Regions from separate parts of the Homo sapiens genome. Here region 2 is linked to region 1. Evidence: chromatin loops called from intact Hi-C (ENCODE). Cell type or tissue: dorsolateral prefrontal cortex. All regions are shown on one strand. Links, peaks and the distances in the headings refer to the core of each region. The heading gives the core; the rest is flanking DNA. Region 1 overlaps REV3L (REV3 like, DNA directed polymerase zeta catalytic subunit). Region 2 overlaps REV3L (REV3 like, DNA directed polymerase zeta catalytic subunit).

Region 1 (12,668 bases), core at 1,694-9,693:
TCATAGTTCAGATATCAGCTCAAATGTCACTTCCTCTGGTAAGCCTTCCTAGATTCTCACAAGTCTGAGTTAGATACTTGTGGATATAGCCATAGGATTTTGTGCTTCTGAGCACCTGTCATACCATACTGTAATTGCCTATTTATTCATCATTTTCTCCAAGTAGACTATAAAGTTAGTGGCTTTATAGTCATGAAGTTAGTGGCTGTGTTATAAGCAGCCTATGGTTTAGCACCAAACATTGGGTCTCCACAAATTACTTGAGTAGAGAAATTATGACTACATTTATGAATAAAGGAACCAACTATACCCTGCACTGTATATACAAAGACACATTAGACAAATGTATGAATAAAATAGACTTTTGAAACATCTGGTATTTCAGCGATATAGTTTCTCTTAGTAATTTGGGATTAATCATTTAAAGCCAATGATTCTAGATAAAGTTCTGTATATTTTATTTGAAGAAATAAAATGGCATAAATAAATTTGAAACTCCAAAGTATTATTTACAAATAAAAGGAGAAAATGAAAGGAAACTGTTATATATTATGCTTTGTTTTGCCTTTTAAGTTTCTGGGTTATTTAAAAGTAGGTAAATTCTTTCTTCCTCCCTTTTGTTTACACAAGTTGTATATTTAGTGGGGGGAAATATATATATATATATATATACGTATATATATATATATGTATATATATATATGTATATATATATATATGTGTATATATATATATATGTGTATATATATATATATGTGTATATATATATATATGTGTATATATATATAAAAGAATCACCCATATATATATAAAAGAATCACTCATCACCTGGTCTCATGTACTATGTTATTTTATAACTGATTTTCATCTGACTATAAAGACATCATAAACATTTTCTTATACTAGGAAATACACTTAAACATCTTCTGTTGCTGAGGTTAGCAAACTTTTTCTATAAAGAACAAGAAAGCACATATTTTAGGTTTTGAGGGTTGTAGGGTGTCTATTGCAACTGCTCAACTCTGTCTATAGCATAAGCAGCCATAGACCATTCTAAATGGCTGTGGTGTATTCTTATAAAACTTTATTTAGAAAATCAGGCAGGAAGCAGGATTTGCTACAGAGCCACAGAGCTATTATACAGATATAACATAATTTTACTTATTTCCCTATTTTTGGAAATTTAGATTATCTTCATTTTTTTCACTATTGTTAGTCATACCTCACATCTTAGTATCTGAATCTTCGTGTACATTTTTAAGTTTTTCTGTAAGATAAATTCTGAAAATCTAATTTCCAAGGCTAAGAGTACATCCTTACAACTTTTCTTTTTCCATGAGAATAGATAATTTAACACTTTCTGTGACTGAGTTTTGTTTAGTTCGTTTTGTGGTTTTGTGGAGATGGGAAAAGAAAGATGGAGTAAAATTTAGAAAGACAGAAGCAAAGAAAGACTGGAAGGAAACAGATGGAGTTAATGATAGTGATATAAAACTTGAGATGTTCCAGGAAGAAGAAAATATGAAAATTTTTGTAAACGTAAATGTTCTTGCTCACATACCAAGTTTTTCTGTTTTATAGCTCTGTCGAGGTTTGTTTAAAACCTTGTTTAGATTGAATTTGAGATTTGGGAGATGGGATATGCAAATTACACAATGAGTATTTCTTATTCTCCTAAGATACTCTTAGGCTATCACTATTTTGATTTTGATTACCCATCAGCTTTAAAAAAAAAAAAACTTTTCTATTCCAGATGATGATGGAGAAAGAAGTCTAATTAATTAGAGCAGAGATTGGCAAACTACTATCCATGGGCCAAATCCCTCATGTTGCGTGTTTTTGTAAATGAAGTTTTATTGTAACACGGTCATGCCCGTTCACTTAAGTATTGCATACAGCTGCTTCCAGGCTACAACAGCAGAGTTATGTAATTGTGTCAGATACAGCATGTCCCATAAAGCCTAAAATATTTACTGTCACCTTCCAGAAAAAGTTTTCAGACCCCCAAATTAGAGGAATGGTACATTTAGTCTTTGTGTTTATCGAAACTGAATCTACAAAAATACCCCAAGTAATTTTACTACAAATAGGCTAACAAGATTTTAGATGGGCAATTTAGAGACCAAATCAAGACACCTAAATTGCAGAATAAAATGTTGAAAAATGACAATAAGAAATGTTGGGATATAAAGGACTTAATGTTTTGTTTTGTTTTTGTTTTTTTTGAGATGGAGTCTCGCTCTGTCTCCCAGGCTGGAGTGCATTGGCGCGATCTTGGCTCACTGCAACCTCCGCCTCCCGGGTTCACGCCATTCTCCTGCCTCAGCCTCCCGAGTGTCTGGGACTACAGGCACCTGGCTAATTTTTTTGTGTTTTTAGTGGAGAGGGGTTTCACCATGTTGGCCAGGATGGTCTTGATCTCCTGACCTCGTGATCTACCTGCCTCAGCCCCCAAAGTGCTGGGATTACAGGCGTGAGCCACCATGCCCAGCCAAGGACTTAATGTTTAGTATAATTCTGGGTTCCGTGAAAGATGAAATTCAGAGCACCCACATACTCCTTGTTGAAGAGGCATCTGCCTTTTGTTATGTACTTACACACAATGGGAAGTAGCCAGCTCCACAGAGTTTTGCCATGGTGTCAAGTTTTGGTGGCGCTTTTTAAAATAACTTTTGCAGCTTCTGAATTAGGGAACATCAATCAAATTGGAAAATTCAAACTCTGAAATTTTTGAAACCTGTGTACATGGGCTTGTTCAGCCACAGACGATCTTATTTCTCTTGGACTTGTTGTCTAACTTCAGTTTGCCATGATAGTAAGAGGGAACCTTCAGAGGAGGGGAAGGGGAGTTGTTGTTTAAAGAGTATGAAGTTTCAACTAGACATGATGAATAAGTTCTGGACATCAGTTGTACTGCATGGTGACTGTAGTTGATAATGTATTATATACTTGAAAATCGCTAAGAGATTAGATTTTAAATGCTCTTACCACAAAATAATAAGTATGTGAAGTGATGGATATGTTAGCTCGACTTAATCATTTCATGGTGTATACATATCAAAGTTTCATGTTGTATACCATATATATGTACAATTTTTATGTATCAGTTTACGTTAATAGAGTTGAAGGGGTAGGGATATTTTCTTTCCTTAAATCTATATGTTACCTAGAAATACCTAATACCCTGACTCCTTTAAGAATCCAAAATGGCCGGGCGCGGTGGCTCACGCCTGTAATCCCAGCACTTTGGAAGGCCGAGGCAGGTGGATCATGAGGTCAGGAGATCGAGACCATCCTGATTAACACGGTGAAACCCCGTCTCTACTAAAAAATACAAAAAATTAGCCGGGCATGGTGGCAGGCACCTGTAGTCCCAGCTACTCCGGAGGCTGAGGCAGGAGAACGGCGTGAGCCCGGGAGGTGGAGCTTGCAGCAAGCCGAGATCGCAACACTGCACTCCAGCCTGGGTGACAGAGCGAGACTCCATCTCAAAAAAAAAAAAGAGAATCCAAAATCATTTAGTAGAAGGTTTCAAAATACCATAACTTTCACTAATTTTATAAAAACATTCTTGAAAGCATCCTGTATGTGGAACTTCTAGAAGTATAGTGGAAAAGCGCCTGGACTGAAGTCACAAGTTCTTAATTAGACCACTAACTAGATGTTGAAAAAAGCTGGGTTTCTAGTACCAGCTACCTACCTCTGGACTTCTTTTAGGAGAGAAGCCACTAATTTTAATGCTAAATCCACTGATTTGGGGGCATTTTCTCACAATTTAACCTAATCCTAACTAACGGGAGTTGTAGTAGACTGGTTTATCTCTAAAGACTTTACAGCTCTGTATCTCCACACATTTGTGTGAGGTAGAGCTAGCGGAGGGAAATAAATAGAAGTGGTCTGTATCTTGTCAAGATAAAGCAAATTACAGAACTACAAATTTTATGGTAATAAAAGACATACTATTTCCAAAAAGCAGTTGACTCTCGTGTTCATTTTTACACATTTCTCTTTCCTTATTTAACTTTTGAGTTTTTTATTTTATCCTGTTTCTTTCATTTTCTCTTATATCATTCTTATTCTATATTAGAGCTGTTAGTGCTATGCCAAGAATTCCTTGTGTTGTGGTTGTTCTTCAGGAGGTTGTTCTTGAGGAAGGGTGATGAGTAAGGCACTGAGCCATCTCTAGCTGCAGGAGCACTGGAGAGAGAGGTACGTCTGTGTTGATAGAGTGACTACAGATTTGGATGGCACTTCAGGTCATTCAGGGTAGGAAAGTGCAATATGTTGGGGATCCTTCTCAACCCCACACACCCATGTCCTCCTCTAACCCTGATGGTAGTTACATTAATTGTATCAGAGTCCCTCTTTTTTCGTGGATGTGTTTCTTCAGATATTCAAAGGCTTTCACATCATTCCTTTGTCCTTAAGCAGTTATTCTGTTTTGTTGTGGGTTCTTTAATTCATTTAATAAATGTTTGTTAAGCACATACCATGTGTTTTTTGTTGAGTTCTGGGGACATAGTGTTCATTTGAACACAATAACACCTCCCTAAGAGTTTTTGCCATGAAATGGGAAAGTTAGATAAGGAAACAGGCAATTATAATAAAAAATAAAAACTGAGGAATTAAGGAAGCCAACATTGACTTTTTAAAAACATTGAACCAGCATGGTTAAATGGAAAGAGTATTGGTTTTAGGTTTTGTTGAGCTGGATTCTATTGCTTAATAGTTATGTGACTTTGGGAACGTTAACCTCCATCAATACTGCAAGATTATCCTAATTAGAAATACATAGGTAAAGCACTTACCCTATTACCTGCTGAGTAAATCATTTCTTCCTTTTTCCTAAATTGTACATCCCAAAATTGTTGTAGTTCTGAAGCCTATAAATAGAAAGGTAATTCTTCTGGTCCCTACTTCACAGGAGATGTGAAAAGTGGATATAAAATTATTTTTAAGACACTTTGTGAACACTCTGACCATAAAGAAACTATTAATACAGTCCAATTTTGTAATTGTTTCTTGTAAAATTTACCCAAAATTCCATTATTGAGATATATTGACTATAAAACAAATACCTTAGGAATTTACAGTATTGCTTGTAAAATATGGCATTGCACTAGTAATTCTGTAATCACTGGTCTTGCATTTGTCAACTTAAGAGGAAATAATTCACTGTCTTCCCACCTCCCTCAACCTGTAGTTTAGCATACCAGTTACTCTTAGTCAAATTGTGGTTTTTGTCCAGAAGGGTAATGGTTATAACATTTATTCATGAGATATTTAAAAAGCATTCAAGTAAGTCATCAGTAAATTGATTAAATCTATTAAGACTCATTAATATAGTTTGAATGTTCTCTATTTGAAGAATTGAAAAACTATGAAATTTAGGAATTAATACCATGTTGTATTTAGAAATGAAATAGCCAAACTGGAAACTGAAATTTGTATAACAGCAACACAATTTGTAATTTTTCAAAAGCACGACAGTTGGTAGTTCAAATCAGAATATTACAGTTCGGAGAATCAGATCTTGTTTCATTATGTGACTGATCTTTCTAAATTTGCTCTGCTTTATGTAATAACTGTTCCAGATTTATTTTTCTGTCGTAAGTGTACCTTAAAAATAAGAGAAGCTAATGTTATTCTTTATAAGAAATGTAAACATTAAGATATCAACACAGTGTAGAACTACTTTCTATATATTTTATATAAATCATTCTAAATCATAAATGGGAAATAGTGATCAAACAAATATTTACATTCCTACCAAAAGAAAAGGCCCAGTGAAGCAGAGTGAGGAGGGATAAGGGGTGGGGAAGAAGCCTGAGGCTTGTGTTGGCAGGAACAGCACAGTGAGAGCGGGTGACAGCATGAGAAAAATGGATGTGTTCTTCCATCACTGCTGTTCTCCTCTCTGTTTGGATTAGACAAATGGCACATACCCAAGGGGAACTAGGGACAATGCTCTGAGGACAGTAACCACTTCCATACAGCCCTGCCAGATTCATGAGAGCAATGGTGCATCTGCTTTTTGTTGCCATTGTTGTTACTTAATCTTGTCATGGACAGATTATCGTTTCTGTGGCATTTCTTTTGTGGGTTCTCACTCAAATTACTTTCTTTATCATGGCTGTGCTGGATTGTCTGTTGGCAAGTCAGCACCATTTACCCCTTCTGCACCTTGACTGATATATTGGTTTTCTGAGAAGTGTGCATGTTGGCCTTTTGTCTCCCCTTGTTCCATACCACCAAATATAAAATTTAGATACCCTGAAATCCATTATAGATAATTGATCTGTAGAGATTTTGTTTTGATTTGGTTTTGTCTTTTTTTTTTTCCTTTTAATGGCAAAATTTCATTTTTACCCTCCTTCCCACTGCAATAGCAAAATTCTGCACACTGGAACTGCTTTTACATTCCCCTTTCTCCCAGAGCTGCCTCTCTTTTAGGGAAGGCTCTTGTTTGAAAACATTAATGCCAAGACAGGCATTCATTGATTTATTTAGTAAACTTTTTGTGAATTTTTGTAACCTTCATAACACTGTGCTTATAACCTTCATAACACTGGTATTTATAGATGATTCAGTGAAGTACACAAGACTAGTTGGATTATGAGGGTTAAATAGTGAAAATACTTTCATCAAAACTACTGTTTAAGTCATACTGTTATACAATGCTTGTGTTTACACAATGTTTCCAAATGTTCTGTTGTAAAATGTAGTTAATACTGGTTACTTTGAACTATGGGTTAATTTTTTTCAACTCTTCCCTTAGATAAGCTGTGTTGCCATTAGAACATTTAAATGAGTTTCATTCTGAGTTTTGTATTGTTAAACTGTGTCTGGAAACTAAACTTTATAATGTGTTACATTTTAGGTCAGAAGACATGTCTTCATCTACATGGCATCTTTCCTTACCTCTATGTGCCATACGATGGTTATGGACAGCAGCCAGAAAGCTATCTTTCTCAGATGGCATTCAGTATCGACAGAGCACTTAATGTGGCTTTAGGCAATCCATCTTCCACTGCTCAGCATGTGTTCAAAGTGTCATTAGTATCAGGAATGTAAGTATATGATAATATATTTTATAATTTCTGTTTATGTTGCTATTCTATTTAGAGGAAAACATACTCAGTTGATAAACTCTATTTCTTTTACTTCTAGTCTAATGGAACTGTAGTGAATTCCTTGCTGTAACTTTTTAACATGAATTTTTATGGCAATGAAAGGTAGAGAGTCAACAGTGATTTTTGTTGTTTCCTTTCCCATTTCTCTGCTTCCTGTAACTATAGAAATTCATTAGTAATTCATATAGTAATTTATTCAGCAAATATTTCTTAAATACTTTTTATGTGCTAAGCACTGTTCTAGGCGTTTGGGATATACTGCTGGACAAAACAAAGAGCCCTGCCCATGTGGAAGTTACATTCTACTACGGGAAACAGATAATAACCAATAAATACAACATTAAATTAATTTATTTGCTATATGATAATTAGTCGTGTGGAAGGAAAGAATCTATACAAGCAGGATAAGAAGGAATAGTAGTGTGGGGTAAGGAAGTAGACTAGTGACAATTTTAGAGTAATCAGGGAATGTGTCATTGACAAAGTAACAACATCTGAGCAAAGACCTGAAGGAGGTAAGGGAGTAGGAACAGCATGGAAGCCAGGTGACTAGAGTGGAAGAGTAAAGGAGAGTTGGACTAAATGAGATAAGAGAGAGATGAGAGGGTAGAGACTGTGAGGACCAATGATTCTCAAAGTGTGGTTTCCATACTTTGGTTTCCTAGTATCACCTACTATCATTAGCTTTACCTAGTTTTACAGCCATGAGAATATACCTCTCAGATCTCCAAATACACAGAGAATGAGTGAATGGCCCCAGCTACTATACACTCAATTCCAGTCTGTCACTCCACATGAGCTGCTTTCCATAGGCTACTCTTACCCTATGACTGAGCATGGCAAAGATACTAAAGCAGATCTGTAAAACATCCCTCTGTCCACTTGAGATGAGACTGGTATCTAGGTCTGGTGGCTATGCCGGCTTCTTCTGGCTGCCTTCTCATTTTCTCTCACATTTGGCATTTACTTCTTGGAGGACTGGGACTGACACACCTGGGAACTTGGTAGAACTACATTCTTGGGGCCCAGCAATTTGTGTTTTAATAAAGCCTTTCTGATGATTCTTATGCATGCTTAAGTTTGTTAATCACTCAGTAGGCTAATGTAAGGACTTTGACTTTTACTGTAAGTTATTACATGATTTTGAGCAGCCAAGATCTGGCTTAAACTGGAAAGGATTACTTAAGCAACTGTATTAATAATAGATTGTAGGGGGACGAGAATAAGAGCAGGGAGAGAATTAGGACATTAATCTGGGTAAGAAAATATGGTGGCTTGATATTAAGGTAGAAAAGACCAAGGAATTAAAATTAAAACAAAAAAGAAAATAGTGTGGCTTGAACTAGGGTGGTAGCAGGGAAGTAATCATCAGCTTCTGGATCTATTCTGAAGGTTGAGTTAATGTATTAGCTTTGCTTTGTGTTTGGGTAAGGATTGTGAGAGAGGAATCAAGGTTGACTGCAAAAGTTTAAGGGTGTTCTGCTAGGAAGACGGAAGGTAGAGGTAGAGTCAACTGACAGGAAAGATCTGGAGCTCATACAGGAACATTTGAGTTGTTTTATGTCCATATGAAATCCAAGTGGAGACCTTAAATCTCTGCTTCCACCTTAATCTAGGCTTTCCTCTGGACCATGATAGTATCATTTTAATTGAATTTCCTTCTATTTTTATCTCATTCCAGAGCAGCAGAAGTACTCTTATACTGTAAATTTAAAATCATTTAAAAATTCTTGAGTGGCTTCATATTGTTAATAGAATACAATTTAAACTTCTAGCCATAACCTATGTGACCTCACCCCATCTACCTCTGAAACTCTGCTTTCTGTATTCCATTCAGAAACAGTGACTTTCTCTCAGTTCCTCTGCTATCCAAGTTGTTTCTCACCTAAGTTCTTTGTATGTACAATTTTCTTTCCTTGAGTGTTCTACCCTTCCCCAATCCTCCAGATCATTGACCTCTTCAGAGAAGTTTTCTTTGACTATCCCACGTAAAATAAGGTATTTTAAGTAGGGCATTATTATTATTACTGTTTTTATTATTCTGTATCTCAGCCCATTATTTGTTTTCTTTAGCACTTAATACAGTTTGCAGGTATTTTAATTTTTATTTATTTACTTAATTTTTATGTGTTTCTTCCACTAGCATGTAAACTGCATGCTAGTGCACTAGCATGTATGAGATGACTCAATAACTGTTTGGTTGGATAAATGAATGAGGTGAAAGTTTACACTCATCCTATAACAGGAGCAATTATGTTAGGGATAATTATCTACTTTATCTTTTAGTTTTGTTTATTCTTGATAGTTTCTAATAACTTTCCTATATATATCCTCATTTCAAAGTTAAGTCTCCAAACAGCCCAGTGAAATACATAGTCACTTATCTTCCTGTATTTTTGTATTTGTTAAAGACATTGCCACATTTTTGAGAGTAGTTGAGTTACAGATCTGGATACATGGGGCAACAGATGAGCTGCTCACTCTAATTTTTCATTGCAGTTTTCTTTTTTCTTCTAATTTTTTGGTCATTTTCTTCCCTAGATCCCCTTTTTCCTTCCCATTCATTCTACCTTCTCTAATTCCTTTACTCCTTCAATTTTTCCTACTTAAGTTACATAAAGTTGCATCTAGCTACCAAATTAACATTTACATGAGGTTTAACTCTATTCTTTTTAGACTATCACTATCCTGAGGCTGAGTTAAGAGATAGGATCATGACCTTGGGCTAATTTCTGGGATTCCTTCTCACTCATGATTTTAGAGAATCTTCTATAAAGAGATTCTCAATCCATCAAAATTAATTAGGTGAGATTTTTCGCTATCCACACTCATTTTCCTTCCTATTGATATACTTAAAAAACTAATTACGAGATATAATTTTTTAAACATGAAAACATCTGCTTTCATACTCCTCCATTCTACTTTTTTCCCCCAAAGAGTCTCCCTGATGAGGAATTCTTTTGGCAAAACCATTCATCTGGCTGAAGATAACCCATGTTTCCAGACAACTACCTTTGTATATATGAAAAATACCATAGCAGGAAAGGGCTACAGTTAAGGTTGAATTTGCCAATGAGAGAGAATGATATCATTTATGTAATATGTCTTTCTTTAACCAATTCTTCATGGCAACAAAATAGGGTATACAGCAGCAAACTAGACGGGAAGTGGTATTATAAAAAGTTAAGAAAAGGGTGAAGAGTAAGAGGGAGGGATGGTCAGGTGAGACTTTTCTGAGAAGGTAAATTAAGCAGAGTTCTGAATGAAGATTAAACAAGCCATGCAAAAGTCCAGAGCGGAGCTTTCCACTTGAGGGATCGAGTTAGAGGGTCTGAAATGTTTAGAGTGGTTGGAGGAGAAGGAAGAATGGTATGACTTGAGATTGGAGTGAGAGGCAAGGATGAGATGAGGAACCCTTTAGACCTTGGTAAATAGTTGTTTTTTTTTTTTTTTAACAGAAATTACTTTATAACAATAATACAGATGGCTTAAAACAACTAAAAAATTATACCCAAAATAATGTCTCTGCTACCAAATTAGTCCTTTATTTGATGTCCACTACACTATTAGACATCACAGAGAGGTGATGTCCTATGAGAGTAAATTCTATTATCTGCTGCCTGTCATAAGGGAACAATGTTTTTAAATAAAGAGTGATTGGGTTTATCCACCTAAAGATTTAACCGTGTATTAACAGACCACTTTTCAGCCAATACAAAGCCTTTTATTTCATTCACAAATTTACGCCTGTTTATGTATTGTTTCTAATTACATCATCCTTGAAAATAGTGTTCTGTATATCAGAGGTTGTAGTGTAGTTTCAGATCCTCCTGAAATGATGTGAGAGTTCAGCTTATTTCATCTTGCACCGAGGATTTCTCTTCCTGTTATATAGCCTTTTGCTTCCCCCTTTCCTCATTCCAGCTGATACCCCGAGAAAAAACTCAGCCATAACATGATTATGTTGCTTAAGTAAGTCCATGGTCTTTTTCAGTCTCTTAAGTTCCTGTCTACACAGTTTTTTCACAGGATGCACTTGATATGGTTGTGTGTTACAGGTTTATTCATATCAGCTACTGAAATACATGCTGTGTGTACATATAATAGGTACATTGTCTCTGCTTATTGAACTTATAAAATAATAATAAACAGCTGAATAAGGAAAGTAATGTAAGTGTTGTTAAGTAAAGGACTTTGTTGAAGAAGAACTTCAGTTTTTAACAAAAAAATGGGAGCCAGAAGAAGGCGGCTGAAAGGTCTGTTTCTCTCATATGTGGAGTAAAGCAAACAAAAATATGTTTTCTTATATGTGGAGTAAAGAAAACAAAAAGCCACTTAAAGAGTCTTGATGTTTGAGATTAAGGGGTGGATGGTTTGTTCTTCCTTTTTGTCCATAGTTTTTTCAGAGTGATAATTTTTAATTCCCATCGTCAGTAATTAAAGAAAGTGATATTTTTTACACTTTTTAAAAAAGCTTCAGTATTTCATGTTAACCTGTGCTAGGTTTAACTGAAAGGTTTGGGATTTTTTAGTTGTTTTTTGGGGGGTGGATAATATTAAACGTAAGACTGAATTTGGCCAGCTGAATCTAATTAGGGCAATAAGTTGCATTATTTCATCTCTGAATTATGAAAATAATTTGAAATTTTTTTTCTTATATTTCAGGCCTTTTTATGGTTATCATGAGAAGGAAAGACACTTTATGAAGATCTATCTTTACAATCCTACAATGGTGAAAAGGTACAAAGATAAATGAAACCAAAATATGAATAACTATCATTGAAGTATTTTAATAATAAAAAAAATCTAGAAAGAAGGCCTCTATAGTTTGTAGTCTTATTAAAGACAGAGACCGTAAAATACACATGTACGTGTATAGAGAGAGACCAGTGGCTTGGACTCTATGAAGGATATTTTAGAGGTGGAGGCTCCCAACTGCTTCTTTCCTGTTACAGATTAGAGAGTTCGTAGAAGTAGGTTAGGAGAGATTACGGCTGCCTTGTGTGATGTTAGGCCTCTTCTGGCCAGACCTTAGTTCAGCATTAAGAGAAAGTTGCTCTTTAGCTTCAAAGCAAGGGGAAATATGTAGGAGTGAGTCCAGAGTGAGAGGGCTTTTGAGATCTCAGAAACCTGTTGACTGTTTACTAGATGTTGGTGAAATTTTATATTCCAGGTTTTTTGTTGGTTTTGGTTTTGGTTGTTTTTTCTTCCCTCAGTTAGTCTCCCTGCCTCTAGCTTATCCTCTCAATCATCCTGGAGGGCAGGGAAGGGCACATATATGGAAGATTTTAATCATCCTTTCAGATTCAAAACAAGGATTTTCACTATGTATAGTGGGAAGCTAGGGTAAAAGTGGCCTCGGAGGTGTACTGAGTATTATTTTTTCAGGAGGTCCTCTCTGCTAGTAGGTACTGGGTTCCAAAAAGTAACTTTTTTGTAAAACACAGATTGGATGTTTTCCCATAGTGAATTAAAGCACTACAGGGGGCACGACTGCCCAGAACATGAGGTTTACCCTGGATTAAACCATTTGAG
Region 2 (12,668 bases), core at 2,911-10,910, 56 kb after region 1:
TCCAAAAGGGACTTTATCTAGGATATGGAGTTAAATATTTTGGTAATTGCTCTTTGAAACAAAACAGTTGTTCTAAAATATGTTATTATAGGGAGATTGGTGGACGGCTCCTCATGGTAGAAACTCGACTTGCAAATGATCTGGCTGAGTTTGAGGGAGACTTTTCCTTGGAAGGACTTCGTCTTTGGAAAACAGCATTCTCAGCAATGACTCAGAATCCAAGGCCAGGGTCACCCCTTCGCAGTGGCCAAGGAGTTGTCAATAAAGGGTCAAGTAATAGCCCTAAGATGGTTGAAGATAAAAAAATTGTGATTATGCCTTGCAAATGTGCCCCAAGTCGACAACTGGTTCAAGTGTGGCTTCAAGCCAAAGAAGAATACGAACGTTCCAAGAAACTGCCTAAAACCAAGCCAACTGGAGTTGTAAAATCTGCTGAGAACTTTAGCTCTTCAGTTAACCCAGATGACAAACCTGTAGTGCCTCCAAAAATGGATGTAAGTCCATGTATACTCCCCACTACAGCACATACCAAGGAGGATGTTGATAATTCTCAGATTGCTTTACAAGCACCAACCACGGGATGTAGTCAAACTGCAAGTGAAAGTCAGATGCTGCCACCAGTTGCCTCTGCAAGTGATCCCGAAAAAGATGAAGATGATGATGATAACTATTACATTAGTTATAGCTCCCCTGATTCTCCAGTAATTCCCCCTTGGCAACAACCAATATCCCCAGATTCCAAAGCATTAAATGGAGATGATAGACCCTCATCACCAGTAGAGGAGCTGCCTTCATTGGCTTTTGAGAACTTCTTAAAGCCAATAAAAGATGGTATACAAAAAAGCCCCTGCAGTGAGCCTCAAGAGCCTCTAGTGATATCTCCAATTAATACTAGGGCAAGAACTGGGAAATGTGAATCACTTTGCTTTCATAGTACACCAATCATACAGAGAAAACTTCTGGAAAGGCTTCCTGAAGCACCTGGCCTTAGCCCATTATCAACAGGTAAGTGTACAAATAACAGGAAGTCTCCATAATTGTTCTTCAGAAATAGAAATGAAGATAACATTAGACTGTAATGAAAATCAGAGCTTTTTAAATGAAGGTATAGCTCAGCAAATATTTTTCGTCATGTCTTAGAAAGTCGTCACATGGCAACTGTCTTTCTGCTGTGAAATCTACTTATATTTGCTTCCATCCTGTCTTGTGGGTGAAATGCAGGAGCCCTCTCAAAAGGCTTATCTTCTCAACTTGACTTTCCTGTTGGCTTTTATACATACCCAGGTCTCCCACATTTTAAAACAGAAACAAAAAACCTGCCTTGACCTCACGTCTCCAGCCAGCTTCTACTCTTTCTCCTCCCCTTCAAAGCCAAATTTCTTAAAAGATTTATCTAATTTGACAACTCCAGTTATTTACCTCCTACTCATTTCTCAGCCCACTCTAAACTGAATTCTGCCCCTGTCATTCTACATTATAGCTCTTGTAAAGATTCCCAGTAAACTTATAGCTAAAACCAATAGATGTTCCTGAGTCTTATCATATGTCCTCTAAGCAGCCATTTTCTTGTTGACCTTACCTTCCTTCTTGGAGCTTCTCCACTTGGCTTTCCTCCTACTTCTCTGTTTTTTTCCCACTTGATTTTCTCATTATTCTCAGTTGTTATCTAAATGTTGGAGTTTATTAAGGCTTGGTCTTAAGCCTTCTTTATATCTTTCTCTAAATGATCTAATTCCTGTCTACAGGATTACTACAGATAACTCGCAAATTTATATTCCCAGTTCAGATCTCTCTTTTAAGCTCCAGAACACTATATCCAACTACCTATCTGACATTTCCACTTGAATGCTAAATGGCACCTCAAGATTAGTATTTTAAAAACCAATTCATGATCTCACCGCATACATTCACCACCACTTCCCCAACACACTTATATATACATGCCTCCACATAAAAACCCATCTGGCCTTCTTTCAGTTTTCCTTATTTCAATGAATAGTGCCATCATTTCTTAGTTACACAAGTCAGAAACATAGAATTTATTTTTAACACTCACCTCATTCCCTCATTACCCACCTTGTAGTTTCTAGTCCCTAACCAAGCCTTATCACTTGTTTATCTCCCAAGTAACCCAGATCTATCTACTTTATTGTACTTCTTCCACCACAACCTTAGGCCAAACTGTCATCATCTCTTGCCTGGGCTCCTGCACCAGCCATTTTATCTACTCTTAGTAACTTCCAATTCTTTTGCACAGTAATCAGGGAAAAATCCCCACTCTGTTCTTAGTTAGTTACTACTCTCTTCAGATTTTACCTCCAGGAAACCTTCCCTAATCTCCTTGACTACATAAAAATTCCCAATTATATTCCCCTTTGTTGTATTAGTGCAGTTATAATTTTATTTTTCTAGTATGTTTGATGAATGTCTGATTCTCTCTCTAGACCCCACAAGGGCAGAGATTATGTCTTTTCTTCCTCATCATAGATACTTGATAAATAAGTGAATAAATGAATTAAACAGTTCTCTAGGTTAATGACTGAGGTATAAAATTCAGTAATTAAAACATAAACATTTAAAATACAAAATGTCAAAATGTTATTTTGGTTGGGATCAGAGGTTTGAATTTCATTTTTAAATTATGAAATTCTGGGGGGAATTCATAGGACAGCACCCACAAGTGGTACTTAAGTGTTTGGAACAACAAAAGGTTTTTTAAAAACCAGAAGCAGGTAATTTTGATATACATGTTAAATATTAAATTTCTTTCTACAGAACCAAAAACACAGAAGTTGAGTAATAAGAAAGGAAGTAATACTGACACTCTTAGAAGAGTACTGTTAACACAAGCAAAGGTAACTATACTAAACATTTTTAAAGATCAGTGGAAGAGCCAGTCTTTTTCCTAGATTTCAGTTAGATAATTGTTAACTTTGTCTCAATTAAAAAATTTTGGTTACTTAAATTTTTGCATCATTATTTGCATATCTTTGAGACAACAAAAATTTGCCTTTTTTTAGTTTTTTTTTTGATGTTGGGATCTAAAAGATTCTTATATGTAAATACAAATATTACAGAGAAAGTGAATATGATAGCCAAAATGTGGATTATGAGGATACAAATACATTAACTGATTACTGGCAAAATCAGAACAATCCAATGACAGCAGAGCTCAAGTAAGTGATTTTTGATCCCACCAAAAATATATCCTTTTTCTTGGTTTATTACTTTTTTCTAAAATATAACCTTATTGATTTTTTAAAATTTATTTTACTAAGTAGTAAAAGAAAGCAACATTATTTACTACTGAAACTCTGGAAAGTCACAAATGTCTTTATTCAAATACTAAAAATATGACAAAACTTAGAATTATATGGTTATGTGAAAGAAGTATACATTAGACATACATCCTTGGAAATATATGCTAGAAATCACTTATATATTGGCCACTTCTTATAAATGTCATTAACTACATAAAATATATTTTAATATTTCTGAGATTATCAAACTTTTTAAACTTTCATTTATAAAATACTGTTGAATTACAAGCTATATATATTAAAAAATACTATATCAGTGTGTTGTGAACATAACACTTTGGGGAAAACAGTTAATAGATTTAGAAATCAGAAAAAATAATTTTGTAAGAAATGGAAAGATTCCATTTTTTTCTGAATCTTTGAAGATTACATTGTTTTATTTAATTCATCTTTCAGACACATGTTATATTAGAGTAAAATACAAATCAGTATTTCAAATCTTTTACAAACTTTAGCCAAAGTAGTTGGAAATATATTGATTGCTTGCTTGTCTTTCTTACTTCCAAGAAAGGTCAAGATAAATGTCCATGTGGTATAAATGTCAACTCCCTACAAAACTGTTATTTTCAGTATTGAGGGCTTCTGAACTGAGAGATAACATATGGTTTGCTTATATTTCTACATGTATCCAGTTCTGATATCTTTGTTAGCATGAAAATAACATTAATAAAATACAGTTTGTTCTTGAACTTAGAGATGATATTAGTTTACCATTTATTACTAAACACATAAAGCATATTATCTGAGAATAAGTAATCAAAAGAAAAATGATTGCTCATGTATCTTTTTCTGGCTGTGTGTGTGTGTGTTTTTTTTTATAGAATCAATTTGCAGCAGTAAATACCCCACAGAAAGAAACTTCTCAGATTGATGGACCATCTTTAAACAATACTTACGGTTTCAAAGTCAGCATACAAAACTTACAGGAGGCAAAAGCTTTACATGAGGTAAAACTGCAACAGTAAGGACACATACATTGTGTTCAGTTTAACTCCTGTTTTATTCTATAAAACAAGTATGGAATTTTTTTAACAAGGGAGGAGTATATTGAATTCTATCCTATTAATCTTCATCTTGTTCTCATTTTACTATTTTGTATATTTACATGTTTATGTACAATACATAAACTTAAAGCATTTAAGTTGCTGAGACTGCTTTGTGATTTCATATCTTTCACAAATCTCATAACTGAAATTCAGCTTATGGACATTAAAATAAGAAAAGATTTTTGGGAGGTGGAGGTGGGATGATCCCTTGAGTCGAGGAGTTTAAGACTATCCTGGGCTACATAGGAAGACCCTGTCTCTACCAAAAAATAAAAATAAAATTAGATGAGCATGGTGGCGCGCACCTATAGTCTCAGCTACTTGGGAGGCTGAGGTGGGAGGATCACTTGATCCTGGGAGTTCGAGGGTGCAGTGAGCTGTGATTGCGCCACTACACTCCAGCCTGGGCTACAGACAGAGCAAGACTCTGTCTCTTTGGGGAAAAACAAAAAAAAGAAGTAAGTCTGTATTTTGGGGATTATTATATTAAGATGTTATGTCACATCTGAAATGTGATATTTACTTGTATTTTCTGTTTGATTGGCTGAGTGGATTAGAGCTTGCTACAAAAGAGGATAAATTCATTCACTCATATACTCTCTACTTAATCCAGCTATCTTCACAGCACAGGCTGCCTGCCAAAGACTAGGACTTTGCAAAAATATACATCAGCTACAGTATGCATTGGAAAGAATATGTGAATGGGTCACTGTAAATTTATTTGTATGCAGAAAACAAACTCAAAGCACATATCTGACTGGCAGTAAGATAGAAATTGGAGTATGTTTTCATTGTTTACACCTGTGCTGTCGTATGGTAGCCGCTAGCAGCATGGATATTGAGAACTTAAAATTTGGCTTATACAACTGAAGAACTGAATTTTAAACTTTATTTAATTTTAATTTAGATTTTAAAACATAGTTGACTCAAAGTATGTTTGGAACGACTTAGGTATGTAATACTATTTTTTACTCTTAAGTTGTATGAAATTACAGATCAAGTATTTCTGTAGAAAATTTAGCGTGCACAGTGAGATATACTAGAAGGATAAAGTACATACTCATTTCAAAGACTTCATGGAAAGAATAATTTAAAATATTTTGTTAGTAATTTTAATATTGATTACATGTTGAAAGGATAATATTTTAAATATATTGGATCAGATCAAAGTGTTTTTAAATTAACCTATTTTTATTTTTTTAAATGTGACTACTAGAAAACTTTAAGTTACATGTGACTTTCATTATATTTCTATTGGACAATGCTAGTTTTATACAGTCACTTTATGTCTTTGCTTTTAAAGCAGAGGATTAGTAACCACCTTTAAGTTATAATTCAATTTTTAAGTGTGGTTTTTTTTCTCAAGTCAATTCTGTTGTAAACTGTTCTAGAGATTAGATTAACATAAACTGAGGGAAAAATTTTAATATTGTCCTCCTTTGTTCTTCACATTTGAACTGAGAATTATGTTTTTTTAGAATTAGATTGGAACATAGTCTCTCCCTCATTTATTCATTTGCACATTTTTCTCATTCAGCAGCATTCATTCAGTTTCTGTTTTATACCTAGGTCTATACTAGCCCCTGAAGCCTAGATAAATTAAGTGATAAATTCAGTAATACATACCATCAAATGCAAACTTGAAATTAGCAAATTTTTAAAAACTTTTTTAAAAATATGTATTAAAGCAAATTTGATAGACCATAGCAAAAAGACATGTTACATTTGATTATTCTCTTATTTGAAAAGTACGCTTTTCTACATTTTCCTAGGTAACCCTGTTTCAGAACCATGGGCCCTCTGGAAGTTAAAATCACTCTGGAGGTCTCACTGGTTGCTCTGACAGCTTCTTCCTCCCGATAACCGGCTTTCCTCATCTCAAGGCACATTCCAAACTGCCGCCCGGTGGTTGAAACAGGGAATAAACCAAAGAAAAAATACTGTTCTCTTCCTTTCTCTAGGAAATTATGCTTGTGGCATTTTCTCCCTCTGTTTCCATTACCCTAGGATAATCTCTCTTTCTTCTGCACATCAGTACTCAGTGCAGAAGACAAGGGTTGTAATCTTTGTCCCCCTTCTCACCTGCCTCTTGCCTAGTCACACTCACTAAATCTCTCAAGCCATGTCTTTATATAGTTTGCTTTAAAAAAATACCCCCTAAGCACAGTAATGCATTTTGTTATTAAGGAATAGAAATGCAAATTTTGAGTGTGAAAATTTGATCTAGTAAACAAAAATCAACCTCTAAGACCCTTTTAACCTAAAATTGTTTTCAGAGTCTTCATGTCTTTTCATATGTTCATCCCTTTCTTTTTTTTTTTTGTTTTTTTTTTTGTGTGTGTGTGTTTTTTGTTTTTTTTTGTTTTGTTTGAGACATAGTCTCACTCTGTCACCCAGGCTGGAATGCAATGGCACAATCTCAGCTCACTGCAACCTCCACCTCCCAGGTTCAAGCAGTTCTCCTGCCTCAGCCTCCCTAGTAGCTGGGATTACAGGCATGCGTCACCACACCCGGCTAATTTTTGTATTTTTAGTAGAGACGGGGTTTCGCTACATTTGCCAGACTGGTCTCAAACTCCTGACCTCAGGTGATCCACCTGCCTCAGCCTCCCAAAGTGCTGGGATTACAGGCATAAGCCACCGTGCCCGGCCTCATATGTTCATCCCTTTCTAATGAAACTGGTTGTTTTGTTTTATTTGGGTTTGTGGGAGGAGTTTTCCATTTAAAAATTTTTTATTTACTAAATTAATGCATGCTTATTGTTAAAATTAAGTTCTGAAGAGTATGCATTTAAAAGTAAAAGTTTTTTCCCTTAGCTCTCCATTTCATGTGGTTTGATTTTTTTTTTAATACTAATATTTTAAAGTAGAAACAGCAGTATATGTTTCTGAGGAAAGTGGTAGATTTGTATTTGTTTTATTATTATGCCTTATACATGCATAATTGATGTTCTTTATATTTTAAAAAGTACTTAGTGGCCAGGCAAGGTGGCTCACACCTGTAATCCTAGCACTTCGGGAGGTTGAGGCAGGAGGATTGCTTGAGGCCAGGAGTTCGAGACCAGCCTGAGCAACATAGTGAGGCCCCATCTCTACAGAAGTTTTTATAAATTAGCTGGCCATGGTGATATGTACCTATAGTCCCAGCTAGTAGGAAAGCTGAAGTGAGTGGATCACTTGAGCCCAGGAGTTCAGGGCTGCAGTGAACTATGATCACACCATGGCATTCCAGCCTGGGCAACAGAGAGAGACCCTGTGTCTAAAAAAAAAAAAAAAAAAAAAAGATTATTTAACAAATTTACAATGAGCACATGCAATAGTATATATACCAAAAATACTCAATCAGGACAAAAAAATTTGCAATGAAAAGTAAGCTTCCCTCCTACTTTAGGCTAGCAATTTCTTTCCCCCAAAGCAATAAGTATGTCTGCATTTTTATGTCACTTTTCAGAAATTTTCTATGCATGTGCTTCCATTTTTTCATGTATAGAAGTTTACTGTGTTTACTGGTTCCATGTATCAGTGTATTATAGTGATCTTTTTATATTAGGACATACAGATCTGCCTCATTCCCTTGAAAATCTTAAAGGTTACAGAATATTCCATTGTGTGTATCCTTTATGGATACCACATAATTTATGTAACCTGTCCCCAACAGGTAAACATTTAGTTTTTTTCCAGTCTTTGCTATTCTCGAGTAAACATCCTTGTTGTGTATATTTTATCTACATGTATGAGTGTATCTGTCTCTAGGATAAATTTTCAGGAGTAGGATTGCCACATCAATGGATTTTAATTTTGATAGAGATTTACCAAATTCTACTCCTGTCACTAGTGAGAAACTTGAATTTACATTTCTTCAACAGTTTGCATGCAAGATAATACAAAACACAAATCCTTTGTTAAATTTATATGATCTGAATAATTACCAATATTGAAACAGGAATCTGTTTTCCATTGCCAGGTACATGTACATGATAAAAAGATGAGGTATAATTCTAGCTATAATCATGAATTCAACCTATATTTTGTTTTTCTTATTTACTCTGTCTTGATTTTAGAAAGAAAACTAAGAATTACAGTTAAAAGTTTATATTGGCATAGAAAAATAAGCATGAAAAGCAAATATTAACTTTTTTGCATTATATGTTAAAGAGAAAATGTGCATGTGTAAAAATCTGGCTGTTGTGTAGTTGATACCATAACAGTTCTTTTTTTTTTTTTTTTTTTTTTCAGGAAAAACTATAATTAAAAATCTGCCTAGTGTATGCAAAAGTCTAAGTTTAAGTAGCCCTCAAGTAGTAGTGAATTAATTGGTAGGAAATTTGAATTTTAAAAAAGCTCTCTTTTTACTTTAAACTACAGGTAAAACTATATAGTTTAGCTAACTACATGAAGAGTAAAACGTGACAGACTTTGGTTTCATTGTATAACTACTTGGACTAGTCATTCTCTTTCTCAAACAGGCATTGAGAGATCCTGCATATATTTGAGAAAAATAGTCTAAATATTGTCATTGAGAGCAGATTTTCTGAAATAACATCATGAATTGATTTAATCTAATCTTGGGATTAAAAATCTTTCGTTTTAATATATGGAGTGCTGCTGAGCTGTGACTTTGTCCTTTATGTCCATTTTTTCTGTAATCTTACATACATATTTCCCTAGAGCCTTACATACTTCTTTGAGCATGTCTTTAAAAAATGTTTTAAAAACATAGTATTTATTTGCTTTTATAGATACAAAATCTTACCCTAATCAGTGTGGAGTTGCATGCTCGAACTAGACGAGACTTAGAACCGGATCCTGAATTTGACCCAATCTGTGCTCTGTTCTACTGCATCTCATCTGACACTCCACTGCCAGATACAGAAAAAACAGAACTCACAGGTGTAATAGTGATTGATAAAGACAAGACAGTTTTCAGTCAAGGTATTGTCCATTTTTATTAATGATATACCTGCCCACTCTAGGGTGAATGTTTTAATGGGGAATTCCTGTGCTGAAGATCTAATCTAAGCAAGCATGATGACTCTTTTCTAAAATGTTTGCTGAGGTAGGGGTAGGAGATTGTGTATAACTTTGTCCTAGATTTATTATTCTTACTTGGATTAGTCAGAAGCAGCCAGGCACAGTGGTGCCTGCTTATATATAGTCCCAGCTACCTGGGAGGCTGGGCAACAGGATTGCTCGAGCCCAGGAGTTTGGGGCTGTAGTGCACTATGATTGTGCCTGTAAATAGCCACTGCATTCCAGCCTGGGTAACATAGCAAGACCCCATTTATTTATTCATTTTTTAAGTCAGAAGCAATGCAATATAAAGATCTTAATATTTATAATTATCTTATATAATTTGTTCTAAGTATTATTTTATAAAAATACTTACTACTAATACAGAGTCCACCTTATTATGTATCCCTAGATTAGGTGCACAGTCTTCCTTATGTATGCATATGCAGGTATTTTCCTGCTGATAGAGGGTTTATCTTACCACTATAAGTTAATGGTTTATAAGATACTTTTAAGATATATTCTTACTTTGCTTATATCTCTTTATCTTTCTTTCTAAATAATATACTTTTGGTTCAGAGGTTCTTCATATAGAATGCCATATAAGGCATTTTATAAAATACCTACTGTCCCTCTGCAGCTTTCAGTGGTCACCATTACAAGTGAATTCAGTCCACTGAGGAGGAAGTCTTAGCACAGAATACAACCATATTAAGAATTTGCAATTTATTCAGTGATGTGCTTGAGCTGACACATACCAGCTCACAAGCCAGTTCTTGGATTTTCATGAATTTTTCAAACTAGTTGCTGTCACTTTGGCAGTTGGAAATCAGTCATAGGGTGGGGGAGGGGTCCTTACATCATGAAATAGGCCAGCACTACAAATTAAGGCTTTCTTTTTTTTCCTGCAGAAGTGGTGGTTAAGCATTTTCATCATACCAGAGATTAAAATGTCCTGTGCTAAGCAAAGCTCTCCTGCTAGGAAGAGTAAAGACAGAAACAAAGTAATACAGTTTCTTCACAAGAGATATGTTATTTTCTTTTTTTTTTTGAGACAGAGTCTCGCTCTGTTGCCCAGGTTGGAGTGCAGTGGTGCGATCTCCGCTCACTGCAAGCTCTGCCTCCCGGATTCACGCCATTCTCCTGCCTCAGCCTCCCGAGTAGCTGGGACTACAGGTGCCCGCCACCATGCCCAGCTAATTCTTTGTATTTTTTAGTAGAGACGGGGTTTCACCATGTTAACCAGGATGGTCTTGATCTCCTGACCTCGTGATCCGCCTGCCTCGGCCTCCCAAAGTGCTGGGATTACAGGCGTGAGCCACTGCACCCAGCCAGTGATATGTTATTTTCTAGGGAATTTTATGAATGCAGCCTTTTCAGGAGAATAGCTGAAAATACAAAATTTGAATTTTCAGTTGTATATTAAACTAAAAAATCTTTTGAGAGTTTTTTAAAGACATTGAGTTAGTTATGTTTTCACTTGGGGAGATGTTTTCTTAATTTGAAATATTTCAGTAGTACAATTTTACTTAAAAGTAGAGGATAATATTACTTTTATATTATGAAGGTATATTATTATATAATGTTATATATAATAGACATTTTGTTTGTTTTTTAGATATCAGATATCAGACTCCATTACTTATTAGATCTGGAATTACAGGACTCGAAGTCACCTATGCTGCTGATGAGAAGGCACTTTTTCATGAAATTGCAAATATAATAAAGAGGTATTGTTTTGTATATCTGATTTTTCCAGTTTTATTCAGAGAGTCGTTTCATGCTATTGCAGATAATAGTGAAGATAAAAGTAAAGGTAGGAAGAAAGCGAATCCCTTCCTATGACCCTTGAAAGCAGAGTTACTCTTGGGAAGATTTTATACTCACTTCCCACCACCATCACTATTTTCATCAGACAAGGGATAGGAAAAGCAGTGTTCTGTTCTCAAGATTGAGGGGCCAGTGAAAGACAAATATTTGTTTAGCCTCTAACTAACTTCCCAGTTGTACTTGAGGTTGGTTTTTCTGTGGTGCTGAAATAATGGAGAACTGTATAAAGTTCCATTGTATTATTCATTAACTAGGTTTCTACCTTGGGAGCCAGCCACCATTTCAGTACCTTTTTTTGGTTTGTTTTTTCTTTTTTAAAGTTTTCTGAGTTCTAAACAAGCCAATATTTTCAAAAAGCTTTGGGATGCATTCTCTGTATAAATTTATCTGTTCATAAATGTAGGATTATCTATTACATACTCTTGTGCACAGAGCTCCTTAAAAAATCTCTTTTGACCATTTGGTAGTCGGTCCTCAGTCCGATAGTAGAATCTTGTCCAAGTTTATGAAAAAAAATTTTTAACAAAAATATTTTAATTTAAAAATAAAATCATTAAGTGGATAATTTGCATTTTCTCAACAGTGTAGCTCTTGGTAGCCATGGACTCTCTTATTAAATGCTTCACTTTGTAGAAACTTAAGGATTCTGCCCATTGCTAGGTTTAGGGTTTTAGATGCCTAAAGCAAGATAGAAGACATTCTTTGGATCCTGATATACAGATAAAAGCTGTCCATGAGCATGTTGTTATACTCACCCTTTTTTGTTTTGCTTATATAGTTGAACTTCATCCTATAAAAACTAAATCAGTATTCTACATGAAAAATTAAGATGATATTCTACAGACTTGTCATCAGATTGAATCCCAGATGGGTTAACATAAACCATTCTGAGAATTAGAAAACCAAAACATGTGTTTTCTACAAAACAAAATTAAATGACAGAGCATCAAAAATAGTATGCTACTACCCACGACTCTGAAGGAAAAAAAGTATTTTTACTATTTATAGCACTGGTGACTAGATAGATTCCCATCTATTTGAGTCTTGTCATTGTCAGTCCTACCTTTTATCTTCTCACAGAGGTTGTCATCAACATGTCAGATGCTTTCAGTATCCACACTTCTTTTATTTCTGCAAGCAACTCAGAGAAAGAAATATGTAAGAGTTTCAGTCAATACTATTTTGTGTACCAGCACATGTCCAGTAATGTCCCTGGGCTTGTATGCTTGCCTTTTCCTTGTTGGGTATATTCCCAATGATAGGATTACCTGCCAACATTGAGAATTTTGTTAGTCATTTGCAAGTATAATAACTTTCTTAAATGTCCATAAAATGAAATGTACTAGTAATTAAGGAAAATGGGGTAAACAAAACTGTCATAAAAAGAAAAATGCTTAAATGTCAACTTTTCAATTCTATAGTGTTCTTTATATATTAGTCCAAACAACTCTGCAAAAAGATT

Evidence for each region. A loop is a pair of places that touch in the nucleus more often than their neighbours do. Peaks named below come from ENCODE experiments on the same cell type or tissue, not always from the same donor. Only the 100,000 strongest peaks of a DNase experiment are listed, where the experiment ranks them.
Region 2: a loop joins it to region 1, with 2.0 times the contacts of the local background. A loop is called at or near these places in 4 of 110 quality-filtered maps.

The regions. Positions count from the first base shown.
Region 1 is chr6:111,410,685-111,423,352 of GRCh38, reverse strand. REV3L (REV3 like, DNA directed polymerase zeta catalytic subunit) reads left to right here. Exons shown (of 32, transcript NM_001372078.1): 2 at 6,881-7,070; 3 at 11,799-11,873. Among named protein-coding and RNA genes, the nearest start is that of REV3L, 66 kb to the left of the region's middle. In dorsolateral prefrontal cortex, for the core only: no CTCF peak of the experiment used is centred there; a DNase peak (open chromatin) is centred at 5,892; H3K4me3 peaks cover 1,258 bases; H3K27ac peaks cover 1,497 bases.
Region 2 is chr6:111,355,452-111,368,119 of GRCh38, reverse strand. REV3L (REV3 like, DNA directed polymerase zeta catalytic subunit) reads left to right here. Exons shown (of 32, transcript NM_001372078.1): 14 at 92-1,005; 15 at 2,776-2,855; 16 at 4,142-4,267; 17 at 9,106-9,298; 18 at 10,995-11,106. Among named protein-coding and RNA genes, the nearest start is that of SLC60A2, 100 kb to the right of the region's middle. In dorsolateral prefrontal cortex, for the core only: CTCF peaks have their summits at 6,059 and 6,266; a DNase peak (open chromatin) is centred at 6,259.